Regions from separate parts of the Homo sapiens genome. Here region 2 is linked to region 1. A link is a contact called in ENCODE Hi-C or POLR2A ChIA-PET data. All regions are on one chromosome and are shown on one strand. Each heading gives the region's core, a stretch centred on a gene start or an enhancer-like site at or near the end of the contact. The rest is flanking DNA. Distances are from core to core; before and after follow the strand shown. Region 1 overlaps CDC42BPA (CDC42 binding protein kinase alpha). Region 2 overlaps CDC42BPA (CDC42 binding protein kinase alpha).

Region 1 (6,273 bases), core at 954-3,453:
TTAATTGCTCTAGCTAATACTTAAAGAACTATGCTGTACTTGAATATTGATATCTTTCTCTAGATTTGGAAAGTTCTTATTATCCCTTTAATAAACTTTCTACTCTTATTTTCTCTACCTTCTCTTTAAGGTCAATAACTCTTAGATTTACCCTTTGAGGTTGTTTCCTAGATCTTATACATGCTTCATTCTTTTTCATTCTTTTGTCACCTCTGTGTATTTTCAAATAGACCATTTTCAAGCTCACTAATTCTTGCTTCTGCTTGATCAGTTCTGCTATTAAGAGACTCTGATACATTCTTTAACATGTCAGTTGAGTTTTTCAACTCTAGAATTTCTGCTTGATTTTTAAAAATTATTGTTTGTTTATTTATTTATTTTGAGATGGAGTCACACTCTGTCACCCAGGTTGGAGTGCAGTGGTGTGATCTCGGCTCACTGCAGCCTCCATCTCACAGGTTCAAGCGATTCTCCTGCTTCAGCCTCCTGAGTAGCTGGGACTACAGGTGCATACCACGCCTGGCTAATTTTTGTATTTTTAATAGAGATGGGGTTTTACAGTGTTGGCCAGGCTGGTCTCGAACTCCTGACGTCAGATGATCCGCCTGCCTTGGCCTCCCAAAGTGTTGGGATTACAGGCATGAGCCACTACGCCTGGCCCCGTTTTTAATTATTTTAATCTGTGAAATTTATCTTATAGAATCCCAAATTCCTTCTCTGTGTTATCTTGAATTTCTTTGAGTTTCCTCAAAGTAGCTATTGTTTTTTAAGATGGACTGTCACTCTGTCACCCAGGCTAGAGTGCAGTGGCACGATCTCAGCTCACTGCAACCTCCGCCTCCTAAGTTCAAGCCATTCTCTTGCCTCAACCTTCTGAGTAGCTGGGATTACAGGCGTGCACCATCATGCCTGGCTAATTTTTGTATTTTTTTAAAAATAGAGATAGGGTTTCACCATGTTGGCCAGGCTGGTCTTTGACCTCAAGTGATCTGCCTGCTTGGCCTCCCAAAGTGCTGGGATTACAGGCATGAGCCACTGCACCTGGCCAAAATAGCTTTTTTTTGAGACAAAGTCTCGCTCTGTTGCCCAGGCTAGAGTGCAGTGACACGATCTTGGCTCACTGCAACCTCTGCCTCCCAGGTTCTGTGATTCTTCCATGTCAGCCTGCTGAGTAGCTGGGATTACAGGCACCCACCACCACCCCTGGCTAATTTTTATATTTTTAGTAGAGATGGGGTTTCACCATGTTGGCCAGGCTGGTCTCGAGCTCCTGACCTCAAGTAATCCACCCACCTCGGCCTCCCATGGTGCTGGGATTACAGGTGTGAGCCACCGTGCTTGGCCCAAAATAGCTATTTTGAATTCTGTGTCTGAAATGTCATGTGTCTCTGTTTCTCTAGGATTGATCCCCAGTGCCTTATTTAGTTCATTTGGTGAGGTCAGGTTTTTTGGATAGTGTTGATGCTTTTAGATGTTTTCGGTGTCTGGACATTGAAGAGTTAGGTATTTATTGTAGACTTTGCAGTCTGGGCTTGTTTGTACCTGTCTTTCTTGGGAAAGCATTCCAGGTATTTGAAGGGACTTGGGTTCAAAGGCCAATAACACAGTGGTTTTTGCAGTCTTATATAGGTATTGTCTTGGTGGTCTTGGATAAGATCCAAAAGTTTTCTCTGGATTACCAGGCAAAAACTCTTATTCTTTTACTTTACTTTCTTCCAAACATATTGGGTCTTTCTTTCTGTATCGAGCCACCTGGAACTCTGGGGATTTGGTGATACAAGCACCCCTGTGGCCACCATCACTGGGACTGTGCTGGGTCAGACCTGAAGCCAGCACAGCACTGGGCCTTGCCCAAGGCCCTTCCCTTCAGGGTGGTGAGTTTCCCCAGGCCCCGGGTGTGTCCAGAGATGCTGTCTGGTAGCCTGCGATTCTAGTTAAAAACCTTAGCAATCTACCTGATGTTTTATTTTTACTACGTCTGTGCTGGCATTCAAACCACAATACAAAAAGTTCTTCCCGCTCTTCTCTCCCCTTTCCACATGCAGAGGAGGAGCGTCTCTCTGTGGCCAGCACCATGACTGTTCCATGAGCAGTTCTGCCAGGCCACACCACCAGTGTTCACTTAAAGCCCAAGAGCTCTTTCATCAGCTTGTGGTGAGTGCTGCCAGGCCTCGGACTCACCCTTCAGGCAGTGGGCCCCCCTCTGGCCCAGAGCCGGTCCAGAAATGGTGTCCAAGAGGCTGGACTTGGGGATCTGAAAAGCCTGCCTTTTGTTCTGTCCCACTGTGATACCTGAAAGCAAGACAAAGTTCCCTTTACTTTTCCCTCTGCTTTTCTCAGACAGAAGGAGTCTTTCACAGTGGCCACCACAACTGGGAATGTGCTGGGTCTCCTTTGAAGCAAGTAGTCTCAGACCTCAAGGCCCACAGCATACTCCCTGGGTATTGCTGGTGCCCAGTGGCAATTCATTGCCCAAGAACTCTTTAGTCAGCAGGTGATGAGTCCTGCCAGGACTGGATCCTTCTCTTCAAGGCAGCCGGTTCCCTTTTGGCCCAGAGTGTGTCTAGAAATATCATTGGGGAGCTAGGGCCTGGAATGGGGGCCTCATGGCTCTGCCTGGTGCTCTGTTCTAGTGTGGCTGAGCTAGTATCCAAGATGCAAGACAATGTCGGGGCTGGGCATGGTGGCTTACGCCTGTAATCTCAGCACTTTGGGAGGCCAAGGTGGGCAGATCACCTGAGGTCAGGAGTTTGAGACCAGCCTGGCCAACATGGTGAAACCCTGTCTCTACTACAAATACAAAAATTAGCTGGGTGAGGTGGCACGTGCCTGTGGTCCCAGCTACTCGGGAGGCTGAGACAGGAGAATTGCTTGAACTTGGGAGGCAGAGGTTGGCAGTGAGCTGAGATGGCACCACTGTACTCCAGCCCAGGCGACAAAGTGAGACTCCGTCTCAAAAAAAAAAAAAAAAAAAAAAAGATGCAAGACAAAGTCCTCTTTACTCTTTGCTCTTCTGTTCTTAAGCAGAAGGAAGGAGTCAGTCTGGTTCCTGTGAGCTGCACTGCCTGGGTTGGGGGATGGACAGCTGATGCCTCCCTAGGTCATGAGCAACCCTAGTTCACTGGCTCTAAGCACTAGGAGTTGCCTAGGAATTGGAGTCCTTGTTAGAACCCAACTTGACTGCCATTCAGGTTTACCTAGGACCCCAGAGCACTTCAGCCTGCAGTGGTGATGCTTGCTGGGAAACTCGTTCTGACTTGCTGGGATGGGTGACTCCCCTTTGGCTAGAGCTAGTCAAATGCCCCTCCAAGCATGGCCACTGGCTGAGCCCAGCAGGGCTTCATTCTCTGCTGTGACAGGGCAGCACTGAGTCTCTGCGCTTTCCCTCCCTGAAGTATATTCTCTCTCTCTACCTCATGGCCATTGCCAGGGAATAGGAAATAGGGGTGGCATCCATGATTCAAGACTGTCTCTCCTGTCTTCCTCAATGCCTTTTTTTCAAGATATGAAGTTAAAACCAGGTACTGTGATTGCTTACCTGAGTTTTGGTTCTTGTGAGAGTGCTTTTCTCTTTGCAGATAGTTTTTAAAATTTGCTGTTCCAGCATGGTGTGGGAGAGCTTGAATGGTGTAGGCTTCTATTCTGCTACCTTGCTTCACCCCTGGCCATAGCCAGATTTTTACATTTGTATGAGTTTGTATAAACCATCAAGCAGATCAAGATATAGTACATTTCTAGCATTCTGATAGGCTCCCATTGCCCCCCCCCACCATGTGAATAATCACTTCCTTGTTAACTATTCTGACTTCTATCACCATAGATTTTTTTTGCTTGTTTTTGAGTTTTATGTTAATGGAATTATGTAATATATACTCTGGTTTCTGGCTTCTTGTGCTCAACAGTACACTTTTGTAATTCATTCTTGTTTTTCACTGGTTCACAGTATTTTTCTTAATATGAATATGTCACAAGTTATTTATTAATGGTGTTCAAGTTGTTTATGGTTTTTGGCCATTATGAATAATGCTGTTAGAAACATTTTTGTGCATATCTTTTGGGAGCTATGAGCACTTATTTGTGTTTGATACAAATTTAGAATTGCTGGGTCACAGGGTAGGCTTATTTAGCTTTAGCAGATAATGCCAAATAACTTCCCAAGTGGTTAATGATTTATATTCCCGTCAACAGTGTATAAAGGTCCCAGTTGCTTTATAACCTCGCTAACATGGGTCTTTTTTTTTTTTTACTTTAGTTTTTTTTTGGTGAGTGAGTGGCCGTATTGTGTTATTTCATTTCGCATTTCTTGATAGCGCCTACATTTGAACACATTTTCATATCACCTCACATCACTTAGATATCCTTTCCATGAAGTACACATTTTGGGGTTGGGTAAGTAGGAGTTGCATGGGTGAGTTGTCTGACTTATCGTCATATTCTAGATTCAAATCTGTTGTTGGAGATGTGCACACGTGTGTGTGTGTGTGTGTGTGTGTGTGTGTGTGTGTGACAAATCTTTTCCGTGGCTTGGCATTTCCCTCTCTCCAAAGATCTTGTATTGAACAGAAATTCTTAATGTTAATGGAGTGCAATTAATTAAACTTTTACTTATAATTAGTGATTTTTGTGTTTTTAAGAAGTTTTTTTCTAACCTCAAGGTCATGAACATATTTTCCAATAATTAAAATAAATTCTTTCTTTGATCTTTCAAGACAAACCTTTCACATTTAGATGTCTCATCTCTCTGGTATTGACTGTTTTGTGTTTTCTGAGGTATAGGTCAAAGTTCACTTTATTCTTTGTGGTTTCTGATTATTGTTTGTTTTAAAGACTACCTTTTTCACATTTAATTGCAAAGAAACTTTTAAGTTGGGCCCCTATGTGTGCCACTTATTAATTTTTTAAAAACAGTTTTCAATGTAGAAGTCTTTTTTAAAAACAGTTCTTAAGGTCAGGGGTACACTTGCAGGTTTGTTAAATAAGTAAACTTGTGTCATGGGCATTTGTTGTACAGATTATTTCATCGCCCTATTAAGCTCAGTACCCATCAGTTATTTTTTCCTGATCCTCTCCCTCCTCCCACCCTCTGTCCTCTGACAGGTCCCAGTGTGTGTTGTTCCCTTCTATGTGTCCATGTGTACTCATCATTTAGCTCCCACTTACAAGTGAGAACATGGGGTATTTGGTTTTCTGTTCCTGTGTTAGTTTGCAGAGCATAATGGCCTCCGGCTCCATCCATGTCCCTGCAAAGGACATGATCTCATTTTTTTTCTGTGGCTGCATAGCATTCCATGGTGTATATGTACCACATTTAAAAATCTAGTCTACCATTCTGGGCATTTAGGTTGATTCCATGTCTTTGCTATTGTGAATAGTGCTGCAGTGAATGTATGTGTGCTTGTGTCTTTATAAGAGAACAATTTATATTCCTTTGGGTATATACCCAAGTAATGGGATTGTTGGGTCAAATGGTGTTTCTGTTTTTGTTCTTTGAGGAATATTTTTCAATGTAGATGTCTTGTTCATGTTTCACTAAATTTATGGGTCTGATTTCTTTTTTTTATCTGCCCCAATCCAATTCTTTTTTTATTTAATTTTTTTGAGTCTGATGTTTTTTAGTAAGCTAGTAAAGGATAGTTTTAGAATTCTATTTTTTATTTTCTTGCTGTGGTAGAAATACAATTGGCTTTAAAAATATTAATCTTTTATTTAAGGAACTTGATTATATTAACTTCTTCTAGTTTGTACATAAATTTTTTGAATTCTCTATATGTTCATCTTGATCTTCAATTAATGATAGCATTTGTTCTTCCCAATATTTATTCCTTTTATTTCTTTTTCCTCTATTATTGTAATAGAGAAGATCTTTAATAAAATGTTGAATTTAAGTGCTGAAAGTGGGCATCATCCTTGTCTGGTTTGTGAATCAGGAGAAAGTGTTCAGCATTTTACTAATGATTAAGAAGTTTGCTACTACTACTTTTCAAAAAAATGATTACTCTTTTTCCTTCTTGCCCTAGTCTGTAGATAGCTTTTATCATTAATAGGAGCTAACTTTTATCAAAAGCTCCATCTATATCTGTTTTGATATGATTTTACTATGATATTTGGCTAATATTGATATTATAATTTTCAAATATACCAATATTACAGTACTATAGAAATTCAGTTGGCCTTTTAATATATAGTTGGGTTTGATTTGCTGATATTTTGTTTATAATTTTTTTGTTTATGTGCATGAGACAGATTGGCCTTTGTCTATTTTATAATCTTACA
Region 2 (6,273 bases), core at 1,913-4,412, 53 kb before region 1:
GTGTGAATACAAAGGATAAGAATCAGAAACTCTTTGGCCTTTTCAGCAGCAACTCTAGAAGCTAGAAGACAGTGTTCATATTTTGAAGGAAAACAGTTTCTAAACTGAAATTCTATATCCAGACAAATTCTTAAGTATGAGGGCGGGATAAGGACATTTTTAGGCATGAAGGTGTTAAAAATTCTGTAACCTGTGGGCTACAAATGGTTTACTTAGGATAAGGAGCTTCCCAGGATGTGGGACTTCTACTAAAACCAGCACAGTCTTAGGCAAACTGGAATGAGTTGATTGCCTTAGCTGCAACTAGGTAAAGGAGTGAATGAAGATGAGGAAGTAACAGGATATAGGAAGCAGGAGATACAATGCAGGAGAGAGTAGAAAGGATTTCCTAAGACTGTAATGAAGGGAGAATACAAAATGACAACTTTGCACCAAGCATAGAGGTGAACCATAACAGACAGGATGCAGTTCAGAAGGTTTCAGGACAGACTTAAGTATCTGATATGGATGAACATCTTGAGAGGAGATTAGAAAATCTGGGGAGGGTTTAAGGTTGCTTAGGAAATGAAGCAAATGAGAAAACAATAAGAAAAATAGAAATTAGGAAAGGAAAAGTAATAACTTATATGGTTATAGTAATGGAAACACTTAATATTTATCTAACTAAAATTATGCTGTAACCATATTGGGAGGATGGTATGGAAAGGGAATTTTTTTTTTGGTGGAAGTGATAGTAGGTACGGGGCGTAATGTTTTTCCTAAATCTTAAGTGATGATTGAATGTGTATTTATGAATAACTGATAAAAATGAAAATTTTAAAAACAGCTGTAGTTTTTACAGAATTAAAAAGTCTAAATCCGGCTGGGCACAGTGGCTCATGCCTGTAATCCCAGCATTTTGGGAGGCCGAGGTGGGCAGATCACGAGGTCAAGAGATTGAGACCATCCTAGCCAACATAGTGAAACCCTGTCTGTACTAAAAATACAAAAATTAGCTGGGCATGGTGGCACATGCCTGTAGTCCCAGCTACCCTGGAGGCTGAGGCAGGAGAATCGCTTGAACCCAGGAGGCAGAGGTTGCAGTAAGCCGAGATCGCGCCACCGCACTCTAGCTTGGCGACAGAGTGAGACTTCGTCTCAAAAAAAAAAAAAAAATGTCTACATCCTTTACTCCTACTTCACTGATCTTATTTTCAAACTTGTGTTTTTCTTTTTGAGGTATTTCTAAGTCCTGTAATCGAGGAGCTCAAAACTGGATAGAGGGAATGGGAAATTTGTGTTAGAATTTATGAGTATATTCTTTGAGCAGATCAGTCTTTTTCTTCTTCAGTTATTTCTCTGTTCTTATGATGGCAATTTATAGTCTTTGTCTTAGGAGTTTAGTTGATTCCTAAAAAACCTATGTAGGTTAAATTCGTTAGTGATACACAGATACTTCTGTGAACACACAGCAAAAGAACACTAACAGAGCAGTGAAGACAAATCACACAAATGATGTAAATGACGCAAAGGATGGATATGATTATTATTTCTTAAAACTAAGGAGCTGCCAGGTGCTATGAGGAGGCATCAGAATACGTGTCAACTATACAACTGCAAAGGTAGCTTTGGTTTAGCAGCGCTTACCCGCTCTTCTGATGTTCAAGTTGATACTTGTAAATGCAAAGAAATGCCGTGTGTGCGTGTGTGTAAATTCTCATAGCTTTTGGAGTACAAGAGGTTTTTGGTTACATGGATGAATTGTATAGTGGTGAAGTCCAAGATTTTAGTACACTCGTCACCTGAGTACTGTACATTTTACCCAATATATAGTTTTTTATCCCTTACCCCCTTTCTTCCTTCTCCCTTCTGAGTCTCCACCTCCATTATACTACTCTGTCTGCCTTTGTGTACCCATAGCTTAGCTCCCACTTATAAGTGAGAACATACGGTATTTGGTTTTCCATTCCTGAGTTACTTCACTTAGAATAATGGCCTCCAGCTCCATCCAAGTTGTTGCAAAAGACATTATTTTGTTCTTTTTATGGCTGAGTAGTATTCCATGGTATGTGTGTATATATATACCATATATTCTTTATCCCTACATTGGTTGATGGGCACTTAGGTTGGTTCCATATCTTTACAATTGTGAATTGTGTTGCAATAAACATATGTGTGCAGGTGTGTTTTTGATGTAATGACTTATTTTCCTTTGAGTAGATACCCAGCAGTGGGATTGCTGGATCAAATGGTAGATATACTTTTAGTTCTTTAAAAAATCTCCATACAGTTTTCCATAGAGGTTGTACTAACTTACGTTCCCAGTAGCAGTCTATAAGTGTTCGCTTTTCACCACATCCACAGCAACATCTGTTGTTTTTGACTTTTTAATAATGAGAGGTGCCTTATATTAAATGAAATTCCTCTTGTAATGAATTTCAACTTCTCCTAGAGAAAATCCCTTGAAAATCTAAAGAACTGACCAGCTCTTCCCTACATGTCTGTTTTAGGGCAAGGTTAAGAGAAGTTTGTTTCAGGGGATTGCTGAACTGTAGGACTCTGAGAAAACTGGTCCGCTTTCTAACTACTCCTGAGTCAGGTTTTCAGAGGACGAGAATGACGTCTTTATTTACTTTAACATTATGACTCTTTACATTCAGATGCATATTGAAAAACACACCCCAAAAGAAATTATTATTGAATTATGTAATACTTTGCTTCCTTGTATGAGAAATCATTCTGTTTAGTTTGTTGACTACTTCTGTTGCTCAAGGTCGTTTTTATTTTCCAGACTGTGGGTCATTTATTTTGTTCATGATTGCATACCTAAAAATTTATCTTGCATTTTATCTAAAGGGAAAAACATCAAAATAGTAGCAAAGCCATAAAAAATTTACATAATAAATCTGTAATCATTTTAGTTTCTAAATTTAATGTCTTTGCTGAGAATCAATAGAATTTAAAGCAGATATTAATCAGTGTATCTAGATAACATTATATATTTACAGCTTAAAATAGGGTTAGGATGAAATATTTATGACAGTTTAGTATATTTTGTTTTCAATTAGGTGTATTACTAAAAAACATGTAAACCATTCCATTTAAAAAAAGAAGTAAAAGGAGATGATGTAATATAACTAGTATTTGGAAATGACAAAGGAATTTTCCCTCCAGCTGTAGAAGTATTTCCTTTGCAACAGTGTTTCTCATTTATGTTTCAGTTCTCAGATATACAAAGATGATTGCTGTGAGAGGGCATTAGTTTTTTAACAGACAATTAAATTCAGTTTTTGAAAACCCTAATTGTTTAGTGTTCGTCAACCCTAAGAATTTTTACATAAAGCTGCTTAAATATTAGTTAAAAAGTCAAGTTTCATTTTCTTTCCAAAATTCTCTGCACATGGCTCAAACTGTATTTGAGTCTGAATTTCTTTTGAAAATCCAGTAAGCTTTATGAAGAAATGCCAAGAAAATGTTTAGTTCAAATTTACTCTTCTTTCATAGAATGACTTTCACTTTAACTGTTTCACTTGATTTCTATTTATGCTACTCTACAGCTGTCCATTTGTGAAAGTTACCAGCCTCTAGAATGTAAAGAGCTATATATGATTCTATTCTAGCATATTGAGGTGAAGTTATAGATGAGCAGTGTGTTTTGTTCAGCTTAGTTTTGATTAATTTTCCTTTTTTATGGATATTGAATTATCTTTATAATTCAGTGAAAAGGCAGTGTTTGAGATATTTCATGTGCTTTCTTCTCTGTAAAGTTCTCAGTTTTTGTCACTGAAACCTATAAGCCACTGAGCGGCTGCTGTCTGTATCTGCTTATGCCAGATAGTCCTTGGCTTTCATTTGCCAGAATGCAGCAAGCTTTTTGTTATATAGCTTCAAATGGCTTTTTTCCTTAAAAGAAGCATGTTTTTGCTGGAGAAGTATGAATCTATATTAACAGTTGATTATAAAGGACAAAACTCTGGGACAGCCAAATGGAAGTGATGCGTAGGGCAAGGTTTAGGGTAAGGGAGTAGAGGGGGAGGATTTCCATGCCCTCCTTAATTTTCTTCTGAGTTTTTAGGTTATAGCACCAACATACTAATGACACTAGCTTGTTTATATACATGTTTAGCCAAATTATGAAAAGTAAAAGAAACTATTTACCTGAGGATATTATTACAAAAAAAATGCCTCAAGTTGAGTAAGGGCAATTATAATAGTGGTTGAATTTCTGGTACTATTTTGTCATAATTTCACTTGTTATTTTTTATGTGTTTGTGTATATTTCTTGGATGTGCTTTAACTGTTGCTTGTCTTCAGTACCTTGGCAATATATATGAATTTGGAATTGTGGCACGACTCTGGGGAGGGAGGTATTCTGGAAAATGCCATATGTGTGAAATTTTTACCTACTACACTGAGAAAGAGAGATTTTTTTTGAGACAGATAAAAAAAAACATTGTATATAGTCACACTGCTTTTTCTCAGTCTGCTTTCTTTTGGTGTATGTATATATTTATGTATGTATATATTATGTATATATATGTATATATATGTATATATGTGTGTGTGTGTGTATATGTATATATACACACACACACACATAAAACAAAATTTGCCATTTTAGCCCCTTTAAAGTGTATTATTTGGTGGTGTCAATTACATTTCAAAATGTATAACATCACCACTATTTCAAAAACCTTTTCATCACCTCAAGCAGAAGCTCTGTATCCATTAACCAACAACTCTACATTCTCTCCTTTCCCCAGTTTGTGGTAACTTCTGATCTACTTTCTGTCTCTCTGAATTTCTACATATTGTAGATATTTTGTATAAGTGGAATCATTTAATATTATTTTGTGTCTGGCATATTTCATTTAGCATGCTATTCGTAAGGTTCATTCATGTGGCATTATGTGTCAGAACTTCATTCCTGTTTATGGCTGAATAATATTCCATTGTATGGCTATACCACATTCTGTTTATCTGTTCATTTGTTGATGGATACTTGCGTTGTTTCCACCTTTTGGTTATTATGAATAATGCTGCAGTGAACATTGGCATACAAGTATCTGTTTGAGTCCCTATTTTTAACTCTTTTGCATATATGCTTAGGAGTGATATTTCTGGGTCATATAGTAATTCTATGTTTAACTTTTTGAGGAACTGCCAAACTGTTTTTCAAAGCAGTGGTACCGTCATACATTCCCACCAGCAATGTATGAAGGTTGAGTTTTGCTACATGCTTGCTAACATTTGGTACTTTCTGTTTTTTGATTAGTCATTTTAGTAGGTATGAAGTGGTAGGTGGTTCATTGTGGCTTTGATCTACTTCCTTAATAATTACTGATAACGAGCAGCTTTTCATGTGCTTATTGGCAATTTGTATATCTTCTTTGGAGAAATGTCTGATTAACCCTTTGCCCACTTTAAAAGATAGACTATTTTTAGAAAAGTTTTAGGTTCACAGTGAAATTGAGCAGAAGGTATAGAAATTTCTTAGATTTCCAGCCTCCCCATATGCATAGTCTCGCCTATTCTTTGTCTATTTAAAAATTGCATTTATCTTTTGTTGTTAGAGTTCTTCATACATTCTGGATATTCTTTGTCATGTATATTATTTACACATATTTTCTCCCATTCTGTAGGTTGCTTTTTCACTTTCTTGATAATGTGCATTAATGATATACAAGTTTTTCATTTTGATGAAATCCAATTTGTCCCTTTTTTTTTTTCTTGTGCTTTTGGTGTGATATTTAAGAACCCATTGCCAAATCCAATGTCATATTGGTTTACCCTTTGCTTTTTTCCAAAAGTTTTTTTTTTTTTTTTTTTGATGTGGGGAGAGTCTCTCTCTGTTTCCCAGGCTGGAGTGCAGTGGCACAATGTCGGCTCTCTGCATCCTCCGCCTCCTGAGTTCAAGCGATTTTCCTGCTTCAGCCTCCCAAGTAGCTGGGATTACAGGCATGTGACACCATGCCCAGCTAATTTTTGTATTTTTAGTAGATGCGGGGTTTCACCATTATGGCCAGGCTGGTCTCGAACTCCTGACCTCAAGTGATCTGCCCACCTCGGCCTCCCAAAGTGCTGGGATTACAAGTGTGAGCCACTATGCCCGGCCTATTTTTTTCCCAAAAGTTTTGTGTTTCACTTCTTATATTTGTTATGAATCCATTTTGAGTTAATTTTTATATATGATTTGAAGTAGGTATCCAACTTCATTCTTTTCCATGTGGAAATTCCAATTGTTCCAGATTTGCCATATAGAAAAGAGATTATTCTTTCTGTATTGAATGGACT

The links. A loop is a pair of places that touch in the nucleus more often than their neighbours do. ChIA-PET counts read pairs that join two places held with the same protein, here RNA polymerase II (POLR2A). Pooled maps may share reads with other maps.
Region 2: a map of Calu3 shows a loop between it and region 1 (2.4-fold over the local background). The contact joins two enhancer-like sites. A Hi-C loop is called at or near these places in 8 of 168 maps with a recorded cell type or tissue (A673, Calu3, adrenal gland and 5 more) and 3 of 50 pooled maps. POLR2A ChIA-PET finds 5 or more read pairs at or near these places in 2 of 52 experiments (H1 and MCF 10A).

Annotation. Positions count from the first base shown.
Region 1 is chr1:227,241,990-227,248,262 of GRCh38, reverse strand. All of the region lies in intron 2 of CDC42BPA (CDC42 binding protein kinase alpha), which reads left to right. Among named protein-coding and RNA genes, the nearest start is that of CDC42BPA, 73 kb to the left of the region's middle. Within about 2 kb of position 2,203, at least 2 of the 41 ENCODE cell types and tissues checked have a DNase peak (open chromatin) inside an H3K27ac peak, as active enhancers do.
Region 2 is chr1:227,296,245-227,302,517 of GRCh38, reverse strand. All of the region lies in intron 1 of CDC42BPA (CDC42 binding protein kinase alpha), which reads left to right. Among named protein-coding and RNA genes, the nearest start is that of CDC42BPA, 19 kb to the left of the region's middle. Within about 2 kb of position 3,162, at least 2 of the 41 ENCODE cell types and tissues checked have a DNase peak (open chromatin) inside an H3K27ac peak, as active enhancers do.